2 separate regions of the Homo sapiens genome follow, and region 2 is linked to region 1. The links are chromatin contacts, found by Hi-C or POLR2A ChIA-PET in ENCODE. All regions are on one chromosome and are shown on one strand. The core of a region is the stretch at or near the end of the contact, and the rest is flanking DNA. Distances in the headings are between cores, read along the strand shown. Region 1 has its middle 36 kb from the start of GEMIN8. Region 2 holds the start of GEMIN8 (gem nuclear organelle associated protein 8).

Evidence for each region. Hi-C counts contacts between places; a loop is a spot of excess contacts on that map. ChIA-PET counts read pairs that join two places held with the same protein, here RNA polymerase II (POLR2A). Pooled maps may share reads with other maps.
Region 2: a loop to region 1 is called in a map of mammary epithelial cell, with 5 times the contacts of the local background. The contact joins the promoter of GEMIN8 here to the enhancer-like site in region 1. A Hi-C loop is called at or near these places in 2 of 168 maps with a recorded cell type or tissue (dorsolateral prefrontal cortex and mammary epithelial cell), 6 of 37 single-sample maps with no recorded cell type and 14 of 50 pooled maps. POLR2A ChIA-PET finds 5 or more read pairs at or near these places in 3 of 52 experiments (CD4-positive, alpha-beta T cell, IMR-90 and WTC11).

The regions. Positions count from the first base shown.
Region 1 is chrX:13,990,886-13,997,425 of GRCh38, forward strand. It overlaps a transcript of GEMIN8 not described here. Among named protein-coding and RNA genes, the nearest start is that of GEMIN8, 36 kb to the right of the region's middle. Within about 2 kb of position 3,931, at least 3 of the 41 ENCODE cell types and tissues checked have a DNase peak (open chromatin) inside an H3K27ac peak, as active enhancers do; they include dorsolateral prefrontal cortex and mammary epithelial cell, where a contact is called at or near this core.
Region 2 is chrX:14,027,308-14,033,847 of GRCh38, forward strand. GEMIN8 (gem nuclear organelle associated protein 8) reads right to left here and starts at 2,585. Exons shown (of 5, transcript NM_001042479.2): 1 at 2,470-2,585. RefSeq lists enhancers at 2,174-2,674, 2,675-3,175 and silencers at 2,552-2,751, 2,786-2,925, 5,592-5,774.

The DNA of each region.
Region 1 (6,540 bases), core at 2,681-5,180:
CCATGGCTAGCTAATTTATTATCTTTTGTAGAGACGTGGTCTCACTATGTTGCCCAGGCTGGTCTCAAACTCCTGGGCTCAAGTAATCCTTCCACCTTGGCCCACCAAAGTGCTGAGATTACAGGTGTGAGCCACTGCGCCTGGCCTGCACTTTGCTTTTTGCACTTAAAAATATACCTTGGAGATTCTCTGTTGGAGTCATTTCTTTAACTCCTTTTCTTGGCTGTACTTATTACAAACAAGTTCAGACTGAAAGAGAAAAGAGCTGCAATGGCTTGGCTGAAAGAATGCAAAGAGCCTTGTGTTTAGCTTATGGATTTAAAAGGCAAGCTGTTTGTTGAGATTGCAGAGTTTGGTTTAAGGCATTTTGGGATGGAGTGATTTTCCTGTTAAAAACAAATGAGAATTTGCTTGGTGATAAACTCAAGCAGTGTGTGGGCTGATTAGACAATAGAGCATACAATCAATGCATTAACCTCCTAGGATGACTGCAGCAGCAGATGGCAGCTGTCTCTGAGGGGGGACATCCTTAGCTTGTCCTGAACAGAGGCATCAGAAGTCCTGAGTTGGGGCCCCAGCTCTGCCATTGACTTGTGTCATTTTTGAAGCCTCGTGGACTTTCAGGGCCTCTGTCTTCTTGTCTATTAGGTGAGTATGCTAATGCCTGTTCTACCTCCTCTCAATGGGTTTGATGCGTGGACAGGCCAGTGTTACAAATCCAAATGTCTTCAGGGCTATTCAGGCAAGTAAATGAGTCAATTGAGGCTGTCCTAAGTAATAGGGAGTAGTGGGGACTATAGCTAAGAGGAGAATAAATGACATACACGCACACACACACTTTTCCCATCTCCCGTTTAAACATTTAAGCAAATACTATCCTAACCAGATAAACCACATCTGTGGACTACTTGCAGCCTTTCAGCAAGAGGTGACATCCTATAAATTTGAGTTATAACCTCCAAGGAAAGGAGGTGGCTCTGTTGTGACTGTTTACTGAGCCTAATCCCTATTGACTCTTTCAAAAACCATGTTCTTCCATTTCAATTGTCTCTTCCTGCGGCAATGAAGAGAAGCTTGAAGTTGGCTGTGAAAATGACTCCAAAATGTCAGTGGCTTGAAACAGCAAAGATTTATTTCTTGCCCACAGTACTCGTCTACTGGCCATGAAGCTGAGGCTGAACTCAACATCCTCATTCATGAAGCCTGATGGGAACTCAGACTTTATTCTCTGGCAGTTTTTAATCTCTACCAATAAACAAGTGAAAGATATACATGTATACAACGTAAATGTCAAATAATCCTTCACAAACTTAAGACTTAAAAAAGTAGTAGTCCTGTGCCTCACCTCTCCACACCTTATTCTGACTCTCAGAGGCCACCATTTTCAGGTGGTGACAAATGCTGTGGGAGAAATAAAGGCATCAGAGGGGTTAAGGAGTGCCCTGCTGTGGAGGCATTGCAGTTTTAAGTAGAATATTGAGAAAGTGACATTTAAGAAAAGGATGCAGGGAGTGATTTACATGGATACCCAGCAGGCAAGCTGTATAGGTAGAGAAATGTCAAAATCCAGGGGTGGGAGTGTTCTGGGCTGTTCTGGATCAGTGCTCCTCACATAGAGGGGTAGAGGAATCCCCTGAGGGTCTTGATGAAATGCAGACTCTCATTCAGTGGGGCCGGAGAGGGACCTGAGACTCTGCATTTCTATTGAGCTCCCAATTGATGCTGATGTTACTGGTCTAGGGGCCACATTTTGAGAAGCAAGGTCCTAGAAAAAGTTAGGAAGTCAATGGGGCTGGAGCAGAATGAGAGAAATGGGTGAGTAGAAGGAACCGATGACAGAAAGATAATAGGGGTCCAGATCGTGCCATGCTTGTAGGCCACTGTAAGGGCTTGAGCTCATATTGCAAGTGACACAGGAGCAGAAAAGTGACGATCTGGCTTATGTTTTAGAATAGATTGTAGGAGGGCAAAGGCAGTTAGGAAGCTATGGAACTAATCCAGGTGAGAGATGGTGATGCTTTGGACTAGGAGGAGGTGGTGGGATGGGAGAAGTGGGGAGATCCAGCAGGCTTTCTGATAGGTTGGTTGGAGGCATGAAAAAGGAGTTGCTTGAGCACCTTGAAGGGTGGAGTTGCCATTTCTGCACCATCTCTTACATCTATCTTCTCTCTCCAGTTCCACTGCCACTTCTCCAGGTTAGGCCCCATCAATTCGCATTACTGTCATCGCCTTTGAACAGATACTATAAACATATTTGTCTTGAGAAATGGCTTTGTTCATTCCTAACCTTTGTAAAGACCTTGTGGTTGCTCACAGCATCCATGGTTTAGCAGGGAGGACCCTTCATGAACTGGCTCTTCTCCATGCTTCTATGTCATCACTCTGCTTCATGAACTAATTGTTCTAGCCCAGGGCTTCATGACTGTCTCCCCATCATGATGCACAGGATATAGGGGGTGTTGAGCTGTGAGATATTTGCAAACACTGGCACAGTCACCTTAAGGCCACCACATTGTCTCCCAGTCAAATGCTTTAATCTGCTTTTGTTGTGTATACTTTTTTTTTTTTTTTTTTTTAAAGAGACAGGATCTCATTCTGTTGGAGTGAAGTGGTATGACCTCCTGGGCTCAAGTGATCCTTCCACATCAGCCTCTTGAGCAGCTGGGACTACAGGCATGCACCACCATGCCTGGCTAATTAAACAAAAAAAATTTTTTTTATAGAGATGAGGTCTCATCATGTTGCCCAGGCTGGTCTGGAACTCCTGGCCTCTAGCAATCCTCCCACTTCAAGCCTCTCAAACTACTAGGATTACAGGTGTGAGCCACCATGCCTGGCCTGGATGTATATAGTTTAAGAAAGCAAACCATTTGTAAACTTTCCTTCACTGTTCTTTTATCATTATATCAAATTATTTACATCTGTGCTACTCAATGTGCAGTCTATAGACCAGAGCATCACCTGGGAGCTTGACAGAAATACATGTTCTTGGACCCCACCCCAGACCTACTGAATGAGAATCTCTGACAGCAGGGCCCAGGAATCTGTGTTTTAATGAGCTCCCCAGGATATTCTAACACATACTAAAGTTTGAGAAGTAGTACCTGTCATACCTCAAATTAAACATCAGTAGGTCCCCACACCATAGTTGAGAACAGCCAACTTAGCCTAGTGGGTGCAACTCTGGCTGTACAGGAATCACCAGGGAAGCTTTAAAAAACAAAACCAAAACCAGCAATGGCTGGGCCCCGATGACCAGCGATTCTGCTTTAATTGGTCTAGGGTGGGATCCAAGTGACTCTAACATGCAGCCAGGTCTGAGAACCTCGCAAGCTGGCAGACGGATCTCCATTCTGTTTCCAACACACAGCCGTATTTTCTGCCTTGCACTGTTCTCTCTTCCTGGAGTGCTTGTTTGTGCCATCTCCATGTTGCCAACTCTATTCATTCCGGGAAGCTGAGCCCAGACTCAACTCCCACACACATTGGCCCCCGAGCTTCTCCTCCCCTCAGTTCCTGCTGCATCTGAGCTGCACTGTCCTCACTAACCAAAGTCTCTACTACCTTTGTCACATTTGTTACTCAGTTTTGTTACTTTAAAAATTTTTTACTACATAATGTTTGGTGTAATATCCATTTCTGATCTCTTTTATATCTTTGCAGTGACCCAGAAAATGGTGGATGGATGCTTAAAATATGTTTGTGGTGAAAGAACAGTTCCAGTAGCATTGGAGAGAATTCACATTTTATTGAAACCTCATGGGTGGCTGCTATGGCACTTGTGGCCAAATGTGACCCTTACATTGTACTCTTGTTAAAATGAGGCCTCATTCCATGAAAAACTGTTCCTCAAACTGTCCCATGGAGTATTTGTGGTCAGCATATATGAATACCATTCTATAGAACAACTGTTCTTTGACCAGAAAATAAAAATTAAGAAATACTACAAACCACACGATTTCTGCATGTATTAGTCAGGGTTCTCTAGAGGGACAGGACTAATAGGATAGGTGTCTATATGAAAGGGAGTTTATTACGAAGAATTGACTCACACAATCACAAGGTGAAGTCCCACAACAGGCTGTCTGCAAGCTGAGGAACAAGGAAGCCAGTGGTGGATCAGTCAGAGTCCCAAAACATCAAAAGTAGGGAAGGCGACAGTGCACTTAAGTGCCCACTGGACCATGCTGGTTCTGTCACCTGCAATTATAGGAAAACCTCCTCTTCTCCTTTTCTCTTCTTGAATTTGTTAGCTCACTCAATGGCGACATTACCCCCAATCTCCCAAGCCAGGGGCTCAACTCCCTATCAGGATGGTAAAGTATAGCACAGAGGCAAGGGCTCAGAAAGACTTGAAACCTGGGTTCAATCTTCACCCCTCAATGACGCTTTCTAGCTTGCTGGCTTTGGACAAGTTACTTAATCTAAGTTCATTTCTGTATCTGGGAAATGAGAAATTGACTCCCAGTGTTGTGCTGGGATGAAATAAGGTAGCATATGTAAAGTGTTCAGTGCACAGCAAGCTCGTATTATTACACTCATCACTAACCAATCACACATTTCCCATCTCTATTGGTTTCCTGTTACTGCTGTGACAAATTACCATAAACTCAGTGACTTAAAGCACACAGATATGTCCTTTTATAGTTCTGGAGGGCAGAAATCTGAAAGGGGTCTTACTGGGCTAAAATCAAGGTGTTGGCAGGGCTGCATGTCTTCTGGAAGTTCTAGGGGAGAATCCGTTTTCTTGATTTTTCTGGTTTCTAGAGACTGCCAGCATTCCTTGATATATAGCCCCTTCCTTTCATTACTCCAACCTCTGCTTCTCACATTCCTTCTTTGACTCTGACCCACCTCCCTCCCTCTTATAAGGACCCTTGTGATGACATTGGGCCCACTTGGAGGATACAGGATGCTCTCTCCATGGCAAGCTCCTTAACTTGGTCACATTTGCAAAATCTTTTGCGATGCAAAGGAATGTATTCACAGGTTCCACATTGTGGAACGCTGGACACACTGGGGGGCCTATCACACCATCTCAAGGACCCACGTAGGTCAACATCCATGCCTACCCTGTCATTTTCTAACTTCCCACTCTGTTTGAAGCTAATGTGAAGCTCAGTCAAATCTAGCTGGCAATGAGGAAGAGCAGTCTGAAGATCAGCATATCTGGTAAATCTGCAATGCTTGTCTTGTATGTCCATTATATAAAATGGGGACATTACGACATTTGGAATATTTAAAATGGAAAAGAGAAATCATAGAACCTACTATTTTTAAGGATTTGAAGGCCTACCACATGGATGCGATCTTGTGCTTCTGTGTCCACAAGATGGTCCTCTATTAAGTATAATATTGAATTGACTAGCCATTAAATCTCCTTCCAACTCTGTGATTCTCAAAGTCATAAGACAAGGGCTAATTGTATATCTGTATTAGTTCGTTTTCATAATGCTGATAGAGACATACCCAAGACTGAGCAATTTACAAAAGAAAGAGATTTAATGGACCTACAGTTCCACGTGGCTGGAGAGGCCTTGCAATCATGGCAGAAGGTGAAAGGCCTGTCTCACATGGCAGCAGATTTGTGAGACTTATTCACTATCATGAGAACAGCATGGGAGAGACCTGACCCCATGATTAAATGACCTCTCACTGGGTCCCTCCCGCAACACATGGGAATTCAAGATGAGAGTTGGGTGAGGGTACAGCCAAACCATATCAATATCCATAGTTACATAGGAGCTTGGCAAAGAAATAGAATCTTAATCCTATACTCTAAGCAGTAAAATTCTATAAGCTATCATGTGAAAAGGAACACAAAAGGGGTGCAGTAGATTACTTGCAAAAAAGGCTGCAATAATTTCTCCCATCCCTGTATGCACATCCTCTTGCAATGTGACTCAAAGCTCTTCCCATCAAGAGGTGGAGCCTATTTTTTCACCCCTCGAATCTGGGCTTGGCCATGTGATCTGCTTTGGGCAATGGGACATCAGAAAATATGAAGAAAGCAGAGGCTTATAAAACGCTTGCATGCTGTGGCTTGTCTTTTTTTTTTTTTTTTTTTTTTGAGACAGAGTCTCTCTCTGTTGCCAGGCTGGAGTGTAGTGGCGATATCTCGGCTCAGCTCACTGCAACCTCCACCTCCCGGGTTCAAGCGATTCTTCTGCCTCAGCCTCTGGAGTAGCTAGGACTACAGGTGTGCGTCACCACGCCCAGCTAATTTTTGCATTTTTAGTAGAGATGGGGTTTCACTGTGTTGGCCAGGATGGTCTCAATCTCCTGAACTCGTGATCTGCCCACCTTGGCCTCCCAAAGTGCTGGGATTACAGACATGAGCCACCGTGCCCGGCTGGCTTGTCCTCTTTTGTTGCTTTTGGGACCCTTGTTATAACTACCATGGGAACAAACTCAGGCTAGCTTGCTGGAGACATGTGGCCCAGTTGCTCCTATTACTTTAGCAGATAACCATAAGACAGCCAGCTCCAAACCCCAGATATGTGATTGAGGCCATCCTAGACTAACCAGCCCCTGGCTGAC
Region 2 (6,540 bases), core at 1,335-3,834, 35 kb after region 1:
ATGGCCTCCCTCCTGTGTCTTTGCATGGTCCCTGCTTAGTGATTTGGACATCAAAGATGGCTCAAGTCCAAATGGCCTTCTTCCACCTGCAGACATCCAAGCTCCATCTTGGGCAGGACACAGGCCTACTCAAGTGCACATGCCACTGTGTTCAGAAAGCCTGCATCTCCCCGTCTATAATAGCTACAGTTAAAACTGATAGGCAAGGGAGCCAAAAAACTGAGTTTTATTTTCTTTTCATTCCCTCAATCCCCAACCCCAATTTACCCTCTTCTGGATGTTGTAATAAGTACTGTCACAAAGAAGGCATAGCATGGGGAAGGAGTAAGGCTGAAAGGATGCAGTTAACAATTCTTTTTTTCATACAAATGACATTCCACCCACAGAAGGGCATTGTTTAATTTGTCAGCAAGTGTGATGAATTTGTGAATGGGTTTATTTGCAAGTTCTCTGAATCCCCTTGTGACTAATATCAGAATCAAAAGTGAAATATGAGGCCAGGAACAAAGTTACCCTCTGACTCAGGAACACAACAAGCAATGGGATGACTGAGAATGACATAATGATAACATAGTTCAAAAGAGGAAACAGATAAGTTTGTTTCACAGCAAGCATGTCCTTCATAAGCAAAACCTAGTGTGACCATAAGGTAATAAGGGTTGAATAGGCAGGTTCTGCAAATTAAGAGCATAACAGCAAAAACCATGGCTAGTTTAAAGTAGTTAAGATCGCTAGTACATTTCAGGCGTCTTATTTCAAATTTACTTTTTTCTATAAACATATTCACGGTAATTCCATGTTAATCTCTCTTTTCTGAATTTATAGGCACTCACTATGCCTCATTTACTTGGGCACTTACTCAGTTACCTGTAGGCATGGATTCTACAATCTACTCCTTTTAAGTTTCCTATTTTCCTTCCAGCATAAAAATAATAGCTAATATTTCATGCTCTTAGATGCTGCTGAAATTGTTGAGCTTGTCTGTTGTTTCCTGATAACGTTCTCTCCTCCTGCATCTACTCCCCAAAATCTCTGAGGACCTAGTAACTCAAAAAACTGACTATAAAGCACCAAATCTTTTCAGGAAGCAAATATTTAAATACATTATGTTTTCAAAGATCTTTTCAATTCATCTGATATTTGATCAACTACATTCTTTTTTCACTTGTCCAGCTGTTCCGTGGCTGAATTTCCTCTTGTAGAGAAGTTGTTCAAAAAAAGTTCTGTACCTACTTTGCAAACTCTCCAATTTACACTCTAGCCTTAACTGTTCAAAACTTTCCCCCGTCATTCTCATCTCACCCTATCCTTTAAAAAAAAACCCAAAATGATTAATCACCATCTATAGAACAGTTTCAGAATGAACATTTCTCTCTGGAACTTTAGTTTGTATACTTCCCCAGCACAGCAATGAACACACAGAGGGGATTTATACACCTGTGAACTTGCTTTCAGTTATGCTTATTCCAAGTTACTAACCAGCAGTCTTTAAAAATATATGGTTTCTGTTCACATTGAAATTACAAAGAGACTGTTATTCCGATAAATTATGCTAGCAAAAATAGTATTTTTAAAGGGTAGCTCTCATCCTACAATTCATGGGGGCTGTGAGCATAAATAATCCTAGAAGTGTTGCGTTACTAATCTTTAGTCTAGATTTTTTAAGTAATATTGTTCTGATTTGAGATGAAGAACAGCTGAATACACAGCCTAGCCTGTCAAACGAGTTTAAAAACATCATTCCTGAAAAAAATAAAATTGTTCAGAACCATCTGATCTGTACTAAGGGAACATCAAGATTTCAGAGCTAAAATGCACTTCGTTGGCCACTGGTTCAATTACAGCTCATTACTGATAAGTGGGCAGAGACACAAGGCCCATAAACTGTAGGCGCCAGATGTCTCAAGATAACTCCCACCAAAAGCTGACCTCCTGCAGAGGTTAAAGTGCAAGAGAAAAGAAAGAAACCCGAATTTTTGAGCAGAGAGGGCAATATCCTAGACATCCTTCAAGTATGTGGCTGTCCTGGGCGATCTTCTATTCAGATACTGGACTGGATGGGCAAAATCCGAATTCACCTACAGACCTTAACACGGTGGTTCTCGGCACCCCAGAATCACCTGGGCAGCTTTAAAAACTACCGATGCCAGGGCCCCACTATTAGAGATTCTGATTTCATTGGTCCGGGATGGGGGCCCGGGGATCAGAATTCTTAAAGAGTCGTCCAGTGATTCGGAAGCACTGCAGAGCTGAGAGCCTCTGGGACTGGTCCCCTCTCACAATTAACCTGCAATGATTTAGGAATCTCATGGGCCTCCGGCCCCACCTTTTGTCGCGGGATTAAGATAATTATGAGAGCAACGTGACGTCCAAGACCTCGGCTCTCTGCGCATCAGAAGAAGCCAGGGCCCGGGGCGTCTAAGCTCCTCCCTCACTCCCCAAAGGAAACCCAGCCGTCCCCGAAGTCACCTCGTGGGCGCGCAGCTTGCGGATCCTGGGCGTTGGCCGCGCAGGGGCCTAGTTTTCCTTGGAGAGACAGAGGGGGAGTGGGGGACGCGAGGGAGGCGGCTGTTGCCGGGGCGACTGGAAGCGCGCTTCCGGTGCGGAACACGTGGCGTGGCGCGGCGCGCCGGAAGTCCCCCCCTGTGTCGCGGACGTCACGTTCGCACCGCAGGCGGTGCAGTGCTGGAGGCCGGAAGCTGCCTGCTAATCGGCTACCCCGAGTGGAGCGCCGGGGCGGCAGGCGTGGGATGGCTGCGGGTGGCGGGGCCGGCGGAGAGGGAGCTGCACCGGGCGGGGCACTGGGACTGTGGCGGGCACCCGCGCCGGGGGTCGGACGGTGCTTCTGCACCGGCGAGATAAGGGTCGCTTCTGCACCGCCCGGGTTTCCAGCCTTTAACTTTTTGTCCTTTCCTCAGCTTTCTTCGTTTTCCTTCCCTTGTCTTTACTTAGCCTTTTCTTTCTTCCTTTCTGTTTTCTTTCTTAACTAAAACAGTTTTAGTTTCTTAATTTGTCCCAGCGTAAAACACCCAGTCTTTGAAAATAGATTAACCCAGATCTCAGTTTGAGTGCGAGTCCAGTGCTAAGTTTGTAACTTCCCCAAGCCTCGTGTGTCTCATCTATAAGATATGCATAACCTAATGCAGAGTGCCTGATGCATTGCAGCAGACAAAACATTAGTACTAATATGTTTGTAATTATAACCATCACAGCAATACCTGCCCTGTTAACATTACAAGAGTCATTAACAAGAACCAAGCATAAACAATTAGAAGTCTTACGTGACATATCATTTCTGGGGCAATTACCATATTTAATACTTTCTGGGAATTTATTCCAAGGAAAAACAGGTACGAACCAGATAGATGTTTATTACAGAATTATTTTAAAAAGTGAAAATTGGAAAAGACCTAAATGCCCAACAAGGAAATGGCTAAGTCAATTGGGTGGTATTAATGACGTGACATTACTGTATTATTCCTGGACTACAGAAGAATTAAAATGGTATAGAAGAATATTAACTTTAACAAATATTTACTGGATGCCGGCTATGTGCCAAGTATTCTATGTTAGCGCTGTCCATTGTAACCACTACATGTGGCCCTGAGAACCTGAATTGTAGTAGTCTGAACTGAGATACACTGTAAGGGTAAATTACACTCTAGATTTTGAAGAAGAATGAGAAAAAGAATGTAAAATACCTCAATTTCTTTATAGTGATAACATCTTAGAGAAGGACTATTGAGGTTAAAGACTAAAATTTGATCTTTATCTTTTTACTTTATTAGTGTGGCTACTAGAACATTTAAAATTATATATGTGGCATGCATTGCATTTCTATTGTACCGTGGTATTCTATTTACCGGATACACAGTAGTAAACAATACAGTTTTGGGGCTCATAAAATTAAATCTTTTGTGTAGAACATAGACAATAAGCAGATAAATAGAATTGTATGTTGTGGTGAGTTATATGAAGACAGTATAGCAGGGTAAGGGCCAGAAAGTATGTGTATATAGAGGGGGATTATTTTAGAAAAGATTATTCCTCCACCTCAGAAAATGGATGTGGGAGGAAATGAGATATCTATGGATAGAAGCAGGAGATGGTAGGAGGGTGAAGTCTTATGGGAAAAGTCAGGTGTGGATTGAGACAGATAAGTCAGATGGGGCCTGGTGCAATCTCTACCTCAAGGAAGAAGCCAGCATCTAGAGAGGCAGGAAAGAAAGATGGAGAGGGGTAAGATAGGGAGAAAGAGCTTAGGGGGTTCCTGGGAAAGGCAGAAGGATGCAGGCCTAGAGTGGATATAGTTCAGGTAGAGTGATTCCTGGTTCTATGAATGAAAAAATACAATATATATGGTATACTATGGCATTAGATAGAATATTAGTTGGCTGCTGTCACAGAGACCCAGAAGAGGAGTGGCTCAAACTGTTGAGAAGTGTATTTCTATCTCATGGCAGTCTGGGTGTAAGGAGTCCAGAGTATGGCAGCTCCACCTGTCTCATAGCTCCACCCTCCCTGGTTTCTTGCCTTGGCCCACATGGTCCAAGATGGTGCACCACTGCACCTTTCAGCCAGTGGGAAAGAGAAAGCCAAGGGCATGCCCTTTCCCTCTAAGGATTTCTCCACCTTGGCACTATTCACATTTGGGGTTGGATAATTCTGTGTTTTGGGGGTTGTCCTGTGCATTGTAGGAGTTTTAGTAGCATCTCTGGTCTCTACTCACAAGATGCCAGTACTGTCTCCCAGTTGTGACAGCCAAAAATGTCCTCAGACATTGCCAAATGTCTCCTGGGCTGGGGGAGGAGGGGGCAAAGTCACCCCCAGTTGAGAACCACTGCTTTAAGAGTACTACCCAGAGGCGGCCCACAGCACTTCTGATCACTTCCTACTAATGGCCTGAACTTCATTACTTAGCCCTCCTAAGGGTGCAGGAGCTTGGAATTGTCTTTTTCAGATGGCCAAGTGCCCAGCTAAAAGTTGACTAAAGAAGAAAAGAAACTAGCTGATTCTCCCATACCCTTGTTGCTGCAGGGAATGGAAATTCTGTAGCTGATTGAGGATGTAGTCCTGTTCTTTTCATCTTTAAGTCTGAGTTTTAGTCATTACTCACTTTAACTCACTTGCATAAAAATACTGGTGGTGGGGAACACTAAGCACCTAAGGAGCGACAATCCTATTTGAAAAGAATGGGGATTGTTACTCCAGGGGGTTAACCAGGGAGAGAAACTGAATTTTGAAATGGAGGCTAGAGGAGGTTGGATTTTCACTTGTCATTTGGCGCCACCTGGTGGAAATTTACAAATGGCAATTCCTCAGTATTTAATTTTTCTCAGGCATATGCTTCAAATTTTAAATGGATTATAGCAAAACTTTAAAGAATCCTGTCAGATGAGGAACTCTAAAGCATGACCTCTCACTTTCTGCACTATTGGCATTTGGGGCTGCATAATTCATTGTGGGGACTATTCTGTGCATTGTAGGATATTTAGAAGCATTCTTGGCCTCTGCCCACTGGATGTCCCTCCCTGCCCCCATTTGTGACAATCAAAAATGTTTCCAGCCATTGCCAAATGTCCCTAGGGTGAGGGTGTGGGGAATGGCTCCTGGTTGAGAACCACTCCTTGAAACAAGGCATCTAAAATCCCAGTGCCTGTTAAGGCATAGTAGTCCCCTATCAGTGTATCCTGGTGTGTCTGGAAAGGATGGGGAGGCAGTGCTGGGAGAAAACGGCACCAGATGCAGCAGGACGTGTCCTCTGGTTTACACTTTGGAGAATTTCGCTCCTGTTTATCTCAACCATAGGAGATGAGATTGAGGGAGAGAAGCCAAAAGGCGTGGCTACAGGATGTAGTTTCTTTAAAGGCCCTATGGTAAGGAAATATATAGAGGTTATTACCTAACACAGGAAGTAGCACCGACGAATCTCAAACTCTGTTACTGGGGCCCCAAAGTTCAGGTGCCAGGTGTGGAAATCCTGCCAGCTGTGGGAAGCCATAGCTAATCTCATGGGGCTTTTTGGATCCTCCCCTGTCCCCCAGCTGGGACCCATCTGCCACCTAAGTGTTGTGAAGAAACAGCTTGGGAACCAGTCCCCTTACCTGGATCAAGTAAATGGTGCTAAACCACCTGCAAACAGTAGTCCTGAATTCTTACTTTGAAGTTGGGTAAAGGAAAGAGCAGTTTCCCAGGAGCACCCCCTAGCAGGCCCTCGCTTCAGGTCCGGCTCAGGTCCTCTGCTATAATTTCTCTTTGATTTCACCTTCTCAAGCCCCTGCCTCACCAGCCCCAGACCCTTCGTTTCAGCAGATGACCACTTCCTATTGACACAATTGAGATGACCAGGCATGGATTTCATCACCTTGAAATATATTGCCATCTGCACTCACCATGCCTCTTGGTTTAAAGAGGCATGATGAATGCCTTTGCTTGTGCTTAGGCCAACCCAGTCAAGGGTTGTTCTCTGGATCCAATTCCATGTCCTCACAGGCACCTCACACCCTCAATTGTACACCTCTCGTATCATTGCCTCTCTCT